Linked DNA regions of Homo sapiens: region 2 is linked to region 1. Evidence: chromatin contacts called from ENCODE Hi-C data. All regions are on one chromosome and are shown on one strand. Each heading gives the region's core, a stretch centred on a gene start or an enhancer-like site at or near the end of the contact. The rest is flanking DNA. Distances are from core to core; before and after follow the strand shown.

Region 1 (6,043 bases), core at 584-3,083:
AAACCTAAAAGAAGCCCCCTGCTGGCCACTCTAATTTCTGCCCTATTTGCTCCTTAAAAAAAATAAAAATAAAAATATCCTTACCTTTCCTATATTTTCCTACATTTAAGACATAATTTAACCTTTTATTGTTAACTGAGATTTATCATTGTTATAAATGCAATATACAAATATAAATCTCTAAAGGCATTTCAGTAATTTGTCTTTTATGACAAGAAGAAAATCATCCTTTGAAAGATATGTATCTTGTTTTAAATTTGCATTTAAAAGTCTATCACTAGTAGATTAGTTTTGTTATTTTGCTCTTAATCTGAGCACAAAATAAGTTTGTTTTGATTATCTCAAACTCTGGGAGGTCTTTAAAATTAAATAACAAATCCGAGTTTTATTCAAAATTATTTACAACAGTCTTTTGTCTTATTCTAGAAAATTAAGGGGACTACACATAGCAAAAATCCCGAGGCTGTGTTTGTTTCACGCTGTTACTTGAATCTATGATGAAATCATTTCCTAGGCTTATTCTTTAGAAAATAAAACTCCTTAGGGCAGACTGACCCGAGTTGCACAGGAATGTAAATAAAAATGATTATTTCTCTCTTTACATAAGACAAATATTTTACTACATTGTGTACTATAATAATCTTTCTCATGGCCAACACAGAAATATTAGCATCTACCAAATATGGTTAAATCCTCAAAGCCTACTTATAAAGCAAAAGCAGCACTGGAAATTGACATCACTTACATTTAGTCACATTTTCAAAAGAGCATGATTAATGAAACAGAAGTGTTCTCATGGAGCGTGTGCACCATGTGCTAGTGACAGTTATATCAGAACGAACTACATGTAGCATTTATCTTCCTTTTGCTCTGGTATCTCCCGAGTGAAACGCTTGGGTGTGTATGAAAAGCATAGGGAGAATGACAACTCATTTGGTATTGACTTGGCCTTTGTCCCAGCTCTCTCTTACATCATCAACCCCTTCCTCATCTCTGCTGTCACTGACTTTGAGAAAGCACATGGTTCAGCCATTTGACATCCTCTCTGTAAGACCAGGGATGAGTCTGCTATGCGTAGCTCTGTTTATTAAAACCTCAATTTTAAGAAGGTTACCATTCTACATAAAACCCTTGACCTCTCAGAGTTAGTGGTATGAGCCTAAAAGTTGCCAGGACATGCTAAACTTTTCCTGAGAAAGAGTCCAGTCAACAATTTTATGACAATCCTTCTGACCTGAGCTTTGCTTAATACCATCAAATAAGTCACAGGACAGTCAGGAGATTGGAAATGTATCACTTGATGAGGTTTTTCAGATTGATAACACGAGGGTAAGCAACTGTGTCATCCAGGAGGCTCCAAAGTCCAGGGTCCATTCAGGGCCAACTACAGCAGTGCCCCTTCCTAAGTCCAGGCCATTCACACCAACCGAAGCCCAGCAGGGGGCAGCTTCCCAAAGCTAAATCTAAAAAGACCATAGCCAGCCCAGCTGAAAGTCCCAGGAAAAGGCAATGTTGCCTAACAGTCATGAGACAGCTGGAAAAGTCCCTGCACCTGACACACACTGTTACAGACAGTGCTGCCTCATAGACGTGTAGAAGGCACATCAGGGAGAGTGTCGGGGTCAGGCCAGAAACTTCACATTAAATCAGGGAGGATTTGTTTGGGGCTCACATTTAGACAGAGAACAAAGACTTCTCTGTCATTTTTGTAGTTTTGTTCATTTGTATTTGAAAATAGCAGTTCTCTCTCTGGCCTGACTGCATCCCTTTGATGGTAACTGAAGCTTTCCATTGCAGCGGTGCTCCTGACGGGGGCGACATTGAACCTGCTCAGGGCTCAGGGCTCCTCTTCCCGGCTCTGTGGCCTCCCCGAACATGAGTAACACTATGGCCTGCAAAGATAGGACTTAATTGTCCTTAAAAGGAAAAATGCCTGCATGACCAGAGTTGGACCAAGCCAGAACAGGAGCCCCTGAGAAGTGCTAGGTACATTTTTAACAGTTCCTGTTTACTTTCCATAGGAGATTATGAGAAGAACACAAGAGCACATTTATAAGTAGTTTTCATGATTCATGTTATCACTGAAACCAGATGCTATTCTGAATCAAACAACCCTGAAGTGATGTGCAATTCTAATATCTGCTTAATTAATCAAAATATTCATTAATACGTAAGAAAACACATTCTGTTTGTGTTTTAGAGTACACATTTATCACATGCTCATAAATACTTAAATACAGGAGGTATGCTTGGCAGATAAATTATTAACTTTTCAGAGATCTGCAGATTTTAGAAAGTTTTGGGGGGAAATTAAATTTTAATAAAACAGCATTTTACTTAATTACAGAAAAATCAAATAAAATTATTTTCTAGATTCTGAAAGAAAAACAAATAGATTATAAACTGTAAATGCCCTTTGTCTTATGATAACCTTGCTAGCTTTAGTAATTGTATAATATTATGAACCTTGGGAAACAGTGCAAAGCATCAAAAATCTTATATTAACATATATATTGACTCTAATAAACCTATATCTGTATTAGTGTTTAATATTGATTAAAATTGCTTATAAGTTTATATTAATAGGAAATACATCCTGATTTAGTAGGATTTTAATAACTACAATCATGTATTGCTTAACGATGGGAATATGTTCTGATAAATGCATCAGTAGGCAATTTCATCATGTGAACATCAATATCATGGTGTACTTACACAAACCTAGATGGTATAGCCTACTGCTTCTAAACTACATACCTGTACAGCATGTTACTGTATGTAGATGACTGTAACACAATGGAAAGTATTTATGCATCTCAACATAGAAAAGATACGGTAAAAATATGGTATTATAATCTTATGGAACCATCATCATATATGCAGTCTATTCACTAAAATGTCATTTTGCGTGATAAGGGCATTTACTCCAATATTGCTTTATTAGATTGGCATCCTTGCTGACTCAAGACCCTTTCCTTATGTACTGATGACCACCTATTGATTCTCAGAAAGTCTTATATTCTCACTCTTGTGCCACCCTCAGTTATTTCCCTCTGCCTTTCACAGCTAACTGTCCACTTCACACCACTAATCAACTGCTGTGAACTTGGCTTTTACCTTGATCTCAGCTCTTCCAAAAGTCACCAATCATTTCCTAAATGCAAAATATAATGACCTTTTCCCTGTGTCCATCATACTTTGTATAACATTTGATATTGTAATGAGTTGAATTGAGTCCCTCTCAAAAAAGACAAGTTGAAATCCTAACCTTCAGTATCTCAGAATGTGACCTTATTTGGACACAGAGTTGTGGCAGATGTAATTAGTGATGAAATGAGGTCATACTGGAGCAGAGTTAGCCCCTGATCCAATATTACTGGCATCCTTCTAAGAAGATGGCCATCTGAAAACATATACACAGAGAGGACACACTGTGACAATGAAGGCAGAGATTGGAATTAGGAAGTTGCAAGCCAAGGAGCATCGCAGATTGCCAGGAAACCACCAGAGGTTAAGAAGGGGGCAAGGAAGAATCTCTCAGAAACGTAAGAGAGACTGTGGCCCTGGTGATGCCTTGATTTCAGACTTCTAGCCTCCAGAACTGTGATGTGATCAATTTCTTTGATTTTAGGCAGTTTATGGTGCTTCATTATGGCAGCCCTAGGAAACTGATAGTTACTACTGACCAAGGCTTTATTCTGCACTTACCACAATTTTTTAAATGCTCTTGTCCACAGGGTTCCATACACCATATTTTTCCAGAAGCCTGGCTACAGATTTCATAGGATCACAGGATTCTTTACTGCCTCTCATCTCCTATTTCCTTTTTTTTTTCCAACAGGATTTAACTCTGTGTTGCCCAGGCTGGAGTGCAGTGGCACAGTTATAGGTTCACTGCAGCCTCTCCATCTCCTGGGCTCAAGTGATCATTTTCCCTCAGGTGCCCAAGAAGCTAGAACTACAGGCGTGCATCACCACACCCAGCTAATTTTTATTTTTTCATACAGATAAGGTCTCGCTTTGTTGCCCAGGCTTGTCTCTAACTCCTGGCCTCAAGGGATCATCCTGCCTCAGCCTACCAAAGTGTTGGAGATACAGGCATGCACCAGCATGCCCAGCCTGATATTCCTTGAAATACCTCAAGCCATCCTGTAGTATCAACTACCACAAATATGTGAGGGCTGCTCCAGTTCATATCTACATCTTGAACCTCTCTAAGTCTCCATGGGTCAACCTCCTGTGTTTTCCTGCAGCACACCAAAGTGTGCTCAAAAAAGCAAATGAAAAAGAATACAAAACAGTTGATACTCACTTGCAAAATAAAACCAGATGCAGCTTTCTTTACAAATTGAGAAAGATGTTTTTTAAGCATAATGACTAGTGTTGGCAAATGAACTTGTCCCTCTCAAATATCATGTGAGACTTTGGTTTGATACAATTTTACTGGAGAGTTATTTAGCAATGTGAATCAAGTATTTAAGAATTGTTAATTCCTTTTGACCTAGTAATTTTACTCCTTAGGAATTATCCCAAGAAAATAATCAGACCTGCACCAAAGATTTATATATGGATACATATACAAAGCACATATTTGCATATAAGGACTACACCCACAGATCCATAACCGTAAAGTCTCAAAGTTACTGACTGTTGGCTTTTAAACTTTTAAACTTTTAAACACAGATACATATCTCTGAGTCTAGTCTTTATATGCAAATATATATGTTTTATATATGTATATTTTTTGAATCATTTTATGTGGTTTATATTTATTCAATTTTTATATGCTTGGTTTAGAAGCATATAAAATGTTCACTTTTCAGAAAACATTAGGAATTGGTTATATTTTAGAAAGAAACGTAGAATATCACATTTCAATTTGGACTAGCACTTTTCAAGCGGCTGCTAACCACATGTGGATAGTGGCTATCCTATCAGCATAGAGCTACACGAAGGGCATATGACTGCTTATTTTACTATGCTTGCAATTTCTGTAGCTTTGATTTTTTTTAAATAAAATGTTGGCCAGGCACGGTGGTTATGCCTGTAATCCGAGCACTTTTGGAGGCTGAGGTGAGCTGATTACCTGAGATCAGGAGTTCGAGACCAACCTGGCCAACATGGTGAAACCCCGTCTCTACTAAAAATCCAAAAAAATTAGCCAGGCGTGGTGGCAAGTGCCTGTAATCCCAGCTACTCGGGAGGCTGAGGCAGGAGAATCACTTGAATCCGGGAGGCAGAGGTTGCAGTGAGCTGAGATCACGCCATTGCACTCCAGCCTGGGTGACAAAACCCAGACTCCTTCTCAAAAAAAAAAAGTTGGGGGAGGAAAGGCCTTTGAAAACACTTGCAATCACATTCATTCTGCTTCAGACTGTTTACTCTTCTTAATCCCTGCTAACCATGGTTAATTCACTAGCATTTTTGCTTTTCAAGCAGTGACATCCACAAGACCATATTGTGATCTTTCTATTCTTTGCATAGTTTCATGGTTCTTAGAGGAAAAAAAAAGATGTCACACATAACAAACAAACTAACCAGTAGTGACACTAAAATGAGAAAAGGGTTTTGGCATGGCTCAAAAAAGCCATGTGTATAATTTTTAAATCAGTGCTGCAATTTGTGGCCCAGCAAGTGAGACGGCATTTTGCTTCCTCCTCAAGAACCCTTTGTTCTTGTCATGAACCAGAATTTAAGCTTCTGCACTCTGTTTCTGGGAGGCAGAGTCCTCTTTGACCTGATCTGTCTCCTTTGACAAGGAGACAGATTTTAGCTTGTCCAAAAAAAGATAACCCCTGCTGCTCCTTGTTTGGAAAAAACACATTCTCCTTCCTGGGAGAGGCTGAAAGAAGAATTGACTACAAAAGAGAATGTAACAAGTCTTCATTTTCAACTCATTTCCCTTTAATTTTTATGCCAAGTACAGCCGTGCCTTGAGTGATGTGGCAACAGGCTGAATTTCCCCTTCTTTCTCAGATTGTCTCTTATTTTGACAACGGCCTCCTTTCGTTAATAAGAAGTCAATGACATGTTCCTCTGTTTT
Region 2 (5,731 bases), core at 2,728-5,227, 180 kb before region 1:
TAGTTATTTAAATTTGCCTTAAAAATAAACCTACAAAATGTGGATCAAGTAGGGGGATAAATATATGACAAGAATAATATATTACATATGTCATACTTTAGTGTCTCTGAATATTTAGAATTAATAATTGTGGCTATAAAATGGTTATAAAAACTGTTTTAGCTAATTAAATTTATAATTTTAGACAATAGTAGGGTTACATTTTTAGCTTAACTAATCTGTAGATTCCTCTTCCTGTTAACAAAAGCAAAAGAAAGAAAGGAAATGAGGAAGAAAGGAGGGAACAGGGAGAGAGGAAGGAAAGGAAGGAAGTGCTGTGGTCTGAATGGTAGTGTTCCCCCAGAATGTGTGTTAGGACCTAATACCCAATGTGATAGTATTAAGAAATGCAGCCTTTAGGAGGTGATTAGGTCACCTCTTAAATTAGGTTAGTGCTTATAAAATGAGGCCTGAGGGACCCTGTTTGGCTGTTTTACCAAGTTAGGACACAGAGAAGGTGCCATCTATGAGAAACAGGCCCACATCAGACACCAACTCTGCTGGCACCTTGATCTTGGACCTCCCAGTCTCCAGAACCATGAGCAATAATTTCTGTTGTTTATAAATTACCCAGTCTAAGGCGTTTTGTTATAGTAGCCTGAATGGAGAAAGCAAAAGAGGAAAGGAGAGAGAGACAGAGAGAGAAAGAGAGGAGAGAAGAAGGAAGGAAGGAAAGAAGAAAGGAAGAAAGGAAGGTAGGAAGGAGGGAAGGAAGGAAGGCAGGGAGGGAGGGAGGGAAGGGAAGGGGAAAAAAACAAACAAGCGAGAGGGAGGGAGGCAGGGAGGAAGAAAGGAAGGAGAGAAGGAAGGAGGGTAGGGGAGAGGAATCTATTTCTTTTCTTTGTTTTTTGAGACAGAGTCTCAGTCACTCTGTCACCCAGGCTGGAGTGCAGTGACATGATCTCCACTCACTGCAAACTCTGCCTCCTGGGTTCAAGCAATTCTTATGCCTCAGCCTCCCGAGTAGCTAGGATTATAGCTGCATGTCACCACACCCAGCTAATTTTTGTATTTTTAGTAGAGACGAGGTTTTACCATGTTAGCCAGGCTCGTCTTGAATTCCTGACCACAGGTGATCTGCCCTCCTAGGCCTCCCAAAGTGCTGAGATTCCAGGCATGAGCCACCGTGCCCGGCTGGGAGGAATCAATCTCTTAAATGTAGCAAGGGCCTTTTGAAATCTAAATAAAACACAAAAGGGCAAAACATTGACTAGCCGAACACTGGTCTTCTGACCCATCTGGGGTCTCAGCCTGGGCTACACTGAGCTACTTCTTGTGGTGCCTTGAAGTCAGTTAATTTCACTTCCTGTTTTCTGGGCCACTTCACCTCTCCACTATATCCAATTAATCAATACTTTCTAGTAATACCACATCGAATAATAAAACTCACATCAGAAGCCACCATCACTCCCACCTCATTTTTAATGGCCCATGCCTTATTGACCAGCTCTGTAATTACTTACCAGGCTCACTGCATGCCATTTACTTTAGCACCAACAAACTCATTCCCTTGCTGACCGGTGTGGATATGCCACTCCCCTACCTAAGTCAGTGCTTTTTCTTCATCTAAAGTACCATATGTTAATCTGGAGTTTGAGTCTTGAAATACCTTCTAAAATCTATATACATTTGGGTTTTTCTGCATCAGTGCTTATTTTTCTTGGTTGACAATGCACTGCGTCCTTCATATTCTAAAACAGGCCTGGAATTCATTCAAGATGAATATCTTCAGAACAAAGCCAAAGACTTTAGCATAGACTGCAAGAATTATTTTTGAGATAAAGTTTCAATCTTGTTGCCCAGGCTGGAGTGCAGTGGCACGATCTCGGGCTGCCCGGGTTCAAGCAATTCTCCTACCTCAGCCCCCAGAGTAGCTGGGACTGCAGGTGTGCGCCACCACGCCCGGCTAATTTTTGTATTTTTAGTAGAGACGGGGTTTCACCATGTTGGCCAGAATGGTCTCAAACTCCTGACCTTGTGATCTGCCCACCTTGGCCTCCAAACGTGCTGGGATTACAGGCATGAGCCACTGCGTACAGTCAACTGCAAGACTTTCTATGATCTAACCCCAAAAGACCTCTGCCATTCCAGGGTCACCATCTGCCCCAAACACTTAATGCCCAGCCATATCATACTCCTTTTAAGGTCCTCTAACTGCACCAACTTTCTAACTTTTCCATGTTTTTGCACATGTTGCTTCTCCTTGTATTTTGGACTCTTCACCATCATTTATTGTCCAACTTCAACTCCCTTTTCAAAATCAAATTAGAAGTCACTTTTTCTGTGAAAGTTTCTCAGCCTCCACTATGCTAATATGCAGTTGATAGCTTTATCTTAGTTTGCTGTGGTACCTGGGCATATCTCTATCATGACAATTTTCAAATAATATTGTAGGTGTGTATGCAGCTGGCCCACTTTGAAGAGTGGGCTACCAGAAAAAAGAAGTTGTATTTTATTCTTGTTGGTAATCTCAGAGTCCAGCAGTATCTAACACTTAGTAAGTGCTCAGTCAAACTTTGATGAGGCAAAGAGCATAAAGTCAGCTGAGCAAGAAGACAGAGACTTTTGATGGAAACAGAAAACTTCAGGGCCATATTTCACTCATGAAAACCATCCCCAGGGCAATAACTAATTAATAGCAGGCATTTGGTAGAGGCGTGTTGCTGAGAGTGAACCCCTTTAAAAATCGAAATGATAGAAAGTTTTTAGTTACATTATGCACTGACAAATTACTTGAGCAAAAGCTGAGAACTAACTGTCTGCTTATAGCAAAAGGAACTTGAAATAAGGAAGTGACATCCCAGGGTGCAATCACATGTTACTTAAGAAATTCAGCAGAATTTTAGCAGTAGAAAAATTTAGCAATTGAAACCAACCCTGAATAGAATTCTTTTCTTAGTTCCAATTGGCTATGTATAACCATTTACTCACAAGGCAAAATTGGAAATTAATATTAGAAATACCTATCATTCCATTTATAGTAAATAATTATGCTGGATTTTACTATATATTGAGTTGCAGATACAGTTGTTCCCAATCCATAATTATGCTTCGTTTTTTTGTTTTTTGAGACGGGGTCTCGCTCTGTCACCATGCTGAGAGTGCAGTGGTGTGATCTCGGCTCACTGCAACCTCCGCCTCCTGGGTTCAAGCGATTCTTGTGCCTCAGCCTCCTGAGTAGCTGGGATTACAGGCATGCACCACCACACTCAGCTAATTTTTGTATTTTTAGTAGAGATAGGGTTTCACCATGTTGGCCAGGATGGTCTCGATTTCCTGACCTTGTGATCTGCCCACCTCAGCCTCCCAATGTGCTGAGATTACAGGTGTGACATAATTATTCTTAATTAACCATTTTGTTGTTTGTGGTCTTATAAAATCTTTAGTTAAAAGAAAACCTGACTGTCACAATCAAGGTTCCAGGCCCCGGAATGAGGGACGCCAGATGAGAAACGAGACTTAGTGATGATTTCTATAACAACATTTATCCCAACCACACATTACATTTGTAATCTCTTAGACCTTGTAAAGGGGATTTTATTAAAACTACAAAAAGTAAACGTATATGGATCTAAATAATTAAGACAGAGAAGATAAAGTTAGCATCTGAGGCTGCAGGTAGGATGGATTTCAGCTGAGCTGGAACTAGAGCAGAAGCAACCTGTGAGAAGGGTTATAGACAGACGTGCGAAAGAAGGTGTTTAAGAAGTGTTGCAACTTTCATTTTCACATTCTCAATGTTCTCACTCTGGTTTTTGTGTGACCCCAGACTGATATGTCTTCCAAAGCAGTACCCAATGGCTGGAATTCGTGTACATTATCATTTATTATTTTAAATGTTTTCAGAGTTATTGTGATCTCTTCTGCCACACCAAATTTATGCAGAGTCCTTGGCAAAGAATGTAGTGGACTTGCCCACATTCCACTCCATTCCCTGTCCTCTGACCTTCAGCACAGACCACAGAACAATGGTTGAGAACGCAGACTATGGGAGCCAGACTGTCTGGTTTCCGGTGTCCGTGACCATGAGCAGACTGTGTGCTTTGCATTCTTCCATCTGTCTAATGGGGACAATAATAGTTCCTCCCAGGCTTGTTATAAAAATGAATAGTTACTGTCAACTCTAAGCAAAGCTCTTAGATCAGTTCCTGGAGCATCACAAGGCCCTGTATGTGCTTGCAAAATAAATAAATAGCTCCACTTTGGGCAGGTAAAGTGAAGTGTTGAGTAAATTGTTTCTTCATAGTGAATAAAGAAACGGTTATGGAATGCCCAGCATAAGCCTTAAACACATCCACTCTTCCCCCTGGGTGAAGCCAACAATGATACTAGGGGGATAGTTATCATTCCTGCCTGCAACCCAGAACTGAGGAAAGAGGACCAGGAAGAATATCAGGGCTCCTATAACCTTACCCTTTATTTTTGCAAATAAAGGAACTGAAAGAGTTTAAAGAATTTGCTGAAAGCCACACCACATATTTAGTGTGAGTCACAAACCCATTTCTTGTGACTATCAGCTTAGCTCTCTCCATTATACTCATGTCATTAGAGTGGTTATGACAGGAAAGCAGAAGAAAGGCCAGGAGTCCAGGGGTTCCTTGATGAAACACCATGGAGATGTAACAGGCAAAGAAAGAAGATGGGGCCCCAAAATATAACTTTCTCTACCAGTTCTGCCAGAACTTCTCAGACTGGCTTAAGCAAATAACTTTGCACAATTTTTTCATCAGCTAAGAGAACAGTTTATGAATGCCTTAAATAAATTTGACTATTTTTTAGCTTAATTGATAAGAAAATGCATTTCCATTTACAGAAACTAAAAGTAACCTACTTGAAAACTCAGTCCTCAAGCTTTAGAGTTTGCGTGCACTCTGTAGGAATGCATAACTGTAGGAATGGGGTTATGATTTGCCTTTGGGAATTCTTGAAGTGAGTCTGTTTACTCTTGTATTTCAGCACCTAGCCCAGTGCACAGCATTCAGTGAATATTTCTGATTTCCTATTTTAGTGTATATCAGCGGCCCTCAAACTTTACTGAACATGAGAATCACTTGGCAGAGCTTGTTAAAAAAAGGTGGATTCCCTCAATACAACCCCTAGAGGAGAATGGCCCAGCAGGCCTGTGGGGCATTTTTAACAAGGTGCTCTTGATTCTGAGGGAGGCAGTCTTACATAATGCTCAAATTGGAAATATAAATAATAAGCTCATATCAATTTGTCACCTTTAGAATTTGAACCAAAATTTCCCCCACCTACACATGCCTCACAAAGCTATGTTATAGGTGCTCTCTAACTCACACGCCTCAGGGATCCCATCAGCACCATGTTTTTTTCTAGCCAGAATTCTAATGAAATGTAAGAGTAGTATTCTCCTCATGCAAAACTTAATTCTGTCAACTCTTTCTCAATATTTGGTTATTTTTGTTAGTGAGGCTTAATTGCAGAGAGCTGTTTAGAGAAATGTTGAAGGGCTAAATTTGACATTTTCAGCACAATGGAAGATTTTTGACCTCCTGGACTAGAGACTTAGTCAATATATCTTCAAGTCTATCCTTTTGCTTGTTTTCAAATACTATAAATTAGGACAATGATCTCAGAGTAGGGCTCACATCATGAGAGGCAAGGTGACTGCGGAGCAATTATATGACTGATACTAGCCTTTGAGGACAGGTTTCCACCAGAAGGTTGTCTG

Evidence for each region. A loop is a pair of places that touch in the nucleus more often than their neighbours do. Pooled maps may share reads with other maps.
Region 2: a loop to region 1 is called in a map with no recorded cell type, with 3 times the contacts of the local background. The contact joins two enhancer-like sites. A Hi-C loop is called at or near these places in 19 of 37 single-sample maps with no recorded cell type and 6 of 50 pooled maps.

Annotation. Positions count from the first base shown.
Region 1 is chr21:14,862,984-14,869,026 of GRCh38, forward strand. All of the region lies in intron 1 of ASMER1 (adipocyte associated metabolic related lncRNA 1), which reads right to left. Among named protein-coding and RNA genes, the nearest start is that of ASMER1, 53 kb to the right of the region's middle. RefSeq lists an enhancer at 1,695-1,744. Within about 2 kb of position 1,834, at least 16 of the 41 ENCODE cell types and tissues checked have a DNase peak (open chromatin) inside an H3K27ac peak, as active enhancers do.
Region 2 is chr21:14,682,919-14,688,649 of GRCh38, forward strand. No RefSeq gene overlaps it. Among named protein-coding and RNA genes, the nearest start is that of SAMSN1-AS1, 100 kb to the left of the region's middle. RefSeq lists a silencer at 1,496-1,605 and enhancers at 3,814-3,863, 3,884-3,983. Within about 2 kb of position 3,978, at least 7 of the 41 ENCODE cell types and tissues checked have a DNase peak (open chromatin) inside an H3K27ac peak, as active enhancers do.